Linked DNA regions of Homo sapiens: region 2 is linked to region 1. A link is an interaction called in ENCODE POLR2A ChIA-PET data of the cell type or tissue named here. Cell type or tissue: HepG2. All regions are shown on one strand. Links, peaks and the distances in the headings refer to the core of each region. The heading gives the core; the rest is flanking DNA. Region 1 overlaps STRN4 (striatin 4). Region 2 has its middle 8.0 kb from the start of HIF3A.

Region 1 (2,904 bases), core at 384-2,883:
TTACCTGCCCCTAATCTGAGCCTCTCAGGGGTGGCAGGAACAAGCCATGTCGTTCCCCTGCTCTAAACACTTCCCCGGCTCCTTGTTTCTCTGAGGCTTTTTCTTAGGATGAAATGCGCATTCCTCCGGGGCTCACCACCCAGCACCTGTCTCATCCCCTGCCACTCTCCTTGCCTCCTGCAGCCTGTACCACTGACCTCTCAGGCCTGGGCTCGCCCTTGCTGCCTCAGGGCCTCTGCACGGGCCCTTTCCCTCTCCAGGGCCCTCTCCTTATCTTGTGAAGTCCTGCTGGCTCGTGCTTCCTCAGGAAAGCCTCAGTGGCCCCCAGGGAGGAGGGCAGGCTGCCTGATGTCTCTCTGTGCATCTTTAATTCATTGCCCTGCTCATGGCTGATGATCCTGCACACTTGTGGGATGGTCCAGTTGTGTCCCCCATTCCCCTTCCTCTCAACTGCAAGACCCCAAGGGGTCAGGCTCACCTTTGTCTCTCCAGAACCCAGCGCAGTGTGGGGACTTGTTGGGCGAGCATGGAGACTCTGCCCAGCAGAGGAAGGGGAGAGTTCCCGGCTGGAGCCCAGGCTCTGAGGGCATTCCTGCCAGGGTCATGTGGGTGGAAGACAGGGGCCCTCAAGCCCTGGGTGTCGGTGTCTGCATGACTGCTGGGATGGATGCGAAGACACTGAGGCAGCTCCCCCCAACCCCAGCTGTCTGACAGCAAAGATGCTTTTAAGAAGACGTGGAACCCCAAGTTCACCCTGCGCTCGCACTACGACGGCATTCGTTCCCTGGCCTTCCACCACAGCCAGTCGGCTCTGCTCACCGCCTCCGAGGACGGCACGCTCAAGCTCTGGAACCTGCAGAAGGCGGTCACGGCCAAGAAGTGAGGGCAGCAAGCTCAGAGCCGGGGGCAGGGGCATCTGGGGACGGGGGTGACAGGGTCTCAGTGACATCAGGCTCCTCTGTCATCCCACAGGAATGCGGCGCTAGATGTGGAACCTATACATGCTTTCCGGGCTCACAGGTAGGGAGGTGCCCCTGAGCCTGCTAGAAACTCGTCCTAAATGCAGCCTGACTCCTGACCTGCTCACTGCCATCGCGGGAGGCCCACGGCAGGAGGCAGGACAGCAGGGGGCTCTGAGTCCCCGCCCCCTTCATGATATACACAGCCCTGGTTCTTGGGGCTCCATGCTGACTTTCACATGCCCTGGCAGCTGGTACTCAGCACAGCCCTTCAGGGGAGGAGATGGAGGTGGGGTGGGGGAGGGCAGGGGACAGGCAGCTTGTCCAGGTAGCATGGCCAGAGCCCCAGTCACTGAATTCCTTTTGGCCATCCTTGAAGAATGCTAGTAGGGAACTTAGGTCCTGTGGCCAGGGGAGGCCCTGAGCTTGTCTCATCCCCCTTTCCACATATTTGTCCCTTCCAGGGGCCCAGTGTTGGCTGTGGCTATGGGCAGCAACAGTGAATACTGCTACAGTGGCGGGGCAGATGCCTGCATCCATAGTTGGAAGATTCCAGACCTCAGCATGGATCCCTATGATGGCTACGGTGAGGACAACGCCTCCCGCCTTCCCCTCACATCCACTGGGGCCTGGCCGTCCCCTCCACGCACACACACGTCGCGTCCACCTCTTGCCAACACTGCAGGCCTCAGGAGTGCGTGTGACGGCTCCCCTGTCTGCTCTGTTGTGAGCAGCGCGATGCAGCGCGTGGCCAAGGGACGAGCCAGCCGGGATGGGAATGATGGCTGTGGGAGGAGGTGGTGAAGCTGCCTGAGAATCTCTGTGAGCCGGCGTCCAGAAGGCAGTGCTGAGGCAGCCCAGGCTGGGAGCAGCCCATGCACAGGCGTGGCTGGCCCTGGCAGCCTCTGCTCTGCCATGCCGTGTACTCTGTGTGTGGGGATCCGCCAGGGTCTCTGCGTGGTTGAGGGGAGGGCATGTCCAGAGAAAGCAGAGAAGGTGGAGTTAGCTGGGCCAGGCTGGAGCGCGTTGGGGCTTTCTCTTTGGAGCATCTAAGACCTAAGTAGGGAAGTGACCAGACTGTCACTTCTGTTCAACATCTGTCCCCCTGTTCTCTGCCTTTTTTTTTTTTTTTTTTTTTTTTTTGAGACAAAGAGTCTCACTCTGTCACCCAGGCTGGAATGCAGTGGCGTGATCTTGGCTTACTGCAACCTCTACCTCCTGGGTTCAAGTGATTCTCGTGCCTCAGCCTCCCGAGTAGCTGGGATTACAGGCACGCACCACCATATCCAGCTATTTTTTGTATTTTTGGTAGAGACAGGGTTGCACCACGTTGACCAGGCTGGTCTTGAACTCCGGACCTCAGGTGATCCACCCACCTTGGCCTCCCAAAGTGCTGGGATTGCAGGCATGAGCCACTGCGCCCGGCTCTGCCTCCTTGATCATGCACCTGGCCCTGTGCTCCACCTTGTCTGGGCAGAGTTCAGAGGTCTTTGTCTCCTCTCAAGGGGAGGACAGACTTTAGAGAACAGGCTCACCTGCACAAGGTCAGGATCGGTCCCAGCTACATTAGCCACCACACTTTCGGTGTCAGCAGGCCAGAGCTGCTGGTGTGGACTCCAGCAACCAGGGAAGCAGTGATTGGACCTCTGAATGACCAGGGGGCTTTGGAGAGACCAGGCAAAGCCCATGCACTTGGCCATGGGCTGAAAAGACTGCTCGGGCCAGGGTTGGGACCAACCCTTGTCCAGCACAGGCTGCGTGCCGCTCCTGGGGCCACAGAACCATGCTGTTCCTTCTTCCTTAATGGAGCCCGAAAAATTCTGTATTGAGCTCCCAGTTTCTGGGCCCTGCTTGGGGAGACAGCTGTGAATAGAGGGAAATCCCTGCCTTCTGGAGCCCTAGAACCTTCCTTGGAGAGCTAGTGGGCAGTGTGAGCAGCTGCCGG
Region 2 (2,904 bases), core at 139-2,638, 440 kb after region 1:
GGGCAGGGCTCAGCAGGTATGGCTCATCTTTGCTGCACTTGACACCCCTTGGGGTGGCTTAAAAGGCTGTGGACTGGAATGATCTGAAGCTTTCTCACTCACCTGTCTGGCAGTTGATGCTGCCTATCAGCTGGGACCTCACCTGGGCCCTGTGGCTGGAACTTCTACTTGTGACCTTTCCCTGTGGCTGCTTGGGCTTCCTCATATCATGGCAGCTAGGTCCCAGAGGCCAGTGGTGGGGAAGGGGTAGGGAGAGGGAGGCTGAGAGAGAGAAGGGAAGGGAAGGGAAAGGACAAGAAAAAGCCGTGTCTGCTTTTATGACTTAGCCTTGGAAGTCACACAGGCATATAGTGTCACTTCTGCACCCCCCCAACCCTTTTTTTCCCCTCTGTCAAGGCAATCACAAAGTTCTGCCCAGCTTCAAGAAAAGGAAAATACTCTGCCTTTTGATGGGAGGGGCAAGCTACCACAAGGGAGAGCATGTGAGACTCAAAATATTACTGTGACCATTTCCAGGAAATGTCAACTGCCACACTCTTCATAGCACCGTATCTAGCTATGAAGCACAATATCTAGCTAGGTCCCATAGCCCCTGGGACCTAGCTGCCATGATGTGAGGAAGCCCAAGGAGCCACATGGAAAGGTGATAAGTAGATGTTCCAGCCGCAGGTGCCAGGTGAGCTCCACCTATGAGTGGCAGCCTGGAGGTGGAGTCATAGGCCTTGGGATACTGGGGAATAAATGCTTGTCTTATTGACAGGGAAAGAGGGTTCAGCAACAAAAACTCAGACCTGTGCATGAACCCAGTTCTGATAAGCCAGTGTTGCTGGCCATGGTCTCCTGCACATCTTCATGGATATTCTACTTACCATCAGGTCTGGTTATCTTTATTGGGTATGACTCACATCCTATTGGCCACAGGAAGTCACATGACCAACCCTGACCTCAGTGGGTCAGGGAATGTATTTGACATACTCAAGAAGACATGTAAAGTCACATGGTACAGTCATGGATGTATAATTCTATAACAAGTAGGAAGGGTGAGTTCACTTCTGTTGACTCATCCTCCCTACTGCTCAAGGCTGGGGAGAATTGCTCCTGACCTATTCATAGCTACCTCTTGTGATCGGATTTTATCTCCAGTCTCCCCTTGCCCAACTCTGACTCCTAACAAGGTCCTTGGATTTAAAAAGTCCAGCTGCCACCCCTGGAACACTGCCAGGGGCAGAAAATCCCTCCAAACCCAAGCCAAGGCCAACCCAGAATCAGGTGATGGAAATAAACAGCACCAGTTCCAAGCATGATGCACAGATCCTGTGCCAAGCGCTGTCCTGAGCCCTTGGCATTCCTGTTCACATTGGAATGTCACAGCAGCCCCATTAAGTGGGCTCCAATGTTTTCCTATAGTGGACTCTGGAGCCAGGCTGCCTGCATTCTAATCCCATCATTTACCAGCTGCAGAACCTTGAACAAATTACTTAACCTCTCTGTGACTCATAGAGTTAGTTCCGTCCGTCCGTCTGTCCGTCCCTCCCTCCCTCCCTCCCTCCCTTCCTCTCCTTCTCTCTCTGTCTCTCTTCCTTCCCTTCCCCTTCCCTTCCTTCCTTCCTCCTTCCTTCATTTCTTTTTTTTTTTTTTTTTTGAGATGGAGTCTCACTCTGTTGCCCAGTCTGGAGTGCAATGGCAATCTCAGCTCACTACAACCTCTGCCTCCCATATTCAAGTAATTCTCGTGCCTCAGCCTCCCGAGTAGCCGGGATTACAGGTGTGCGCCACTATGTCCGGCTAATTTTTGTATTTTTAGTAGAGACGGGGTTTCACCATGTTAGCCAGGCTGGTCTCGAACTCCTGACCTCAGGTGATCTGCCTGCCTTGGCCTCCCAAAGTGCTGGGATTACAGGTGTGAGCCACTGCATCTGGCTTATTTCCTTCTTTTGAGAGAGGATCTTGCTCTGTCGCCCAGGCTGGAGTACTGTAGCATGAACACAGCTCACTGCAGCCTTGACCAGGGCTCAAGTGATCCTCCTGCCTCAGCTTCCTGAGTAGCTGGGACCACAGGCGCAGACCACCACACCCAGCTAATTTTTAAAATTATTTGTAGAGACAGGGTCTTGCCATGTTGCCCAGGCTGGTCTGGACCTCCTGGTCTCAAGCGATCCTCCCATCTCAGCTCCCAGAGTGCTAGGATTACAGGCGTAAGTCATTTCTTTTTCTTTTTTTGGAGACAGAGTTTCGCTCTTGTTACCCAGGCTGGAGTGCAGTGCTGTGATCTCGGCTTACTGCAACCTCTGCCTCCTGGGTTCAAGCGATTCTCCTGCCTCAACCTCCCGAGTAGCTGGGATTACAGGCATGCCCCACCATGCCCCGCTAATTTTGTATTTTTAGTAGAGATGGGGTTTCTCCATGTTGGTCAGGCTGGTCTCGAACTCCCAACCTCAGGCGATCCGCCTGCCTCGGCCTCACCAAAGTGCTGGGATCACAGGCGTGAGCCACCGCATCTGACCGAGTCATTTCTGAAAAGTTCATTTGATTAAAAAACAAAACAAAACAAAACAAAAACGCCCTCATGGTAGCTTGAATTATTGTTTCCAAATCTCCACTTCCTCCTTGTTATAGAATTATACATCCATGACTGTACCATGTGACTTTACAGGTCCTCTTGAGTATGTCAAATACATTCCCTGACTCACTGATGTCAGGCTTGGTCATGTGACTTCCTGTGGCCAATAGGATGTGAGTCTCACACAATAAAGACGAGACCTGATGTGTCTGCTGGTGGAAGGATGCAGACCTAGGAAGTATTTTCACCAAAATAATTGAACCTGAAATTATTCGGCTTCCACGTGTAACTACTGGTGTACAGGAAAGGCAGGGAACAGAGGAATATGTTAAACAATGCCATAA

Evidence for each region. Peaks named below come from ENCODE experiments on the same cell type or tissue, not always from the same donor. Only the 100,000 strongest peaks of a DNase experiment are listed, where the experiment ranks them.
Region 2: POLR2A ChIA-PET joins it to region 1 with 6 read pairs; 2 of 35 experiments call an interaction of 5 or more read pairs at or near these places.

Annotation. Positions count from the first base shown.
Region 1 is chr19:46,723,448-46,726,351 of GRCh38, reverse strand. STRN4 (striatin 4) reads left to right here. Exons shown (of 18, transcript NM_013403.3): 10 at 704-879; 11 at 973-1,020; 12 at 1,424-1,545. Among named protein-coding and RNA genes, the nearest start is that of PRKD2, 7.8 kb to the right of the region's middle. RefSeq lists an enhancer at 463-1,007. In HepG2, for the core only: no CTCF peak of the experiment used is centred there; no DNase peak of the experiment used is centred there.
Region 2 is chr19:46,287,545-46,290,448 of GRCh38, reverse strand. No RefSeq gene overlaps it. Among named protein-coding and RNA genes, the nearest start is that of HIF3A, 8.0 kb to the left of the region's middle. In HepG2, for the core only: no CTCF peak of the experiment used is centred there; DNase peaks (open chromatin) are centred at 1,028 and 1,438.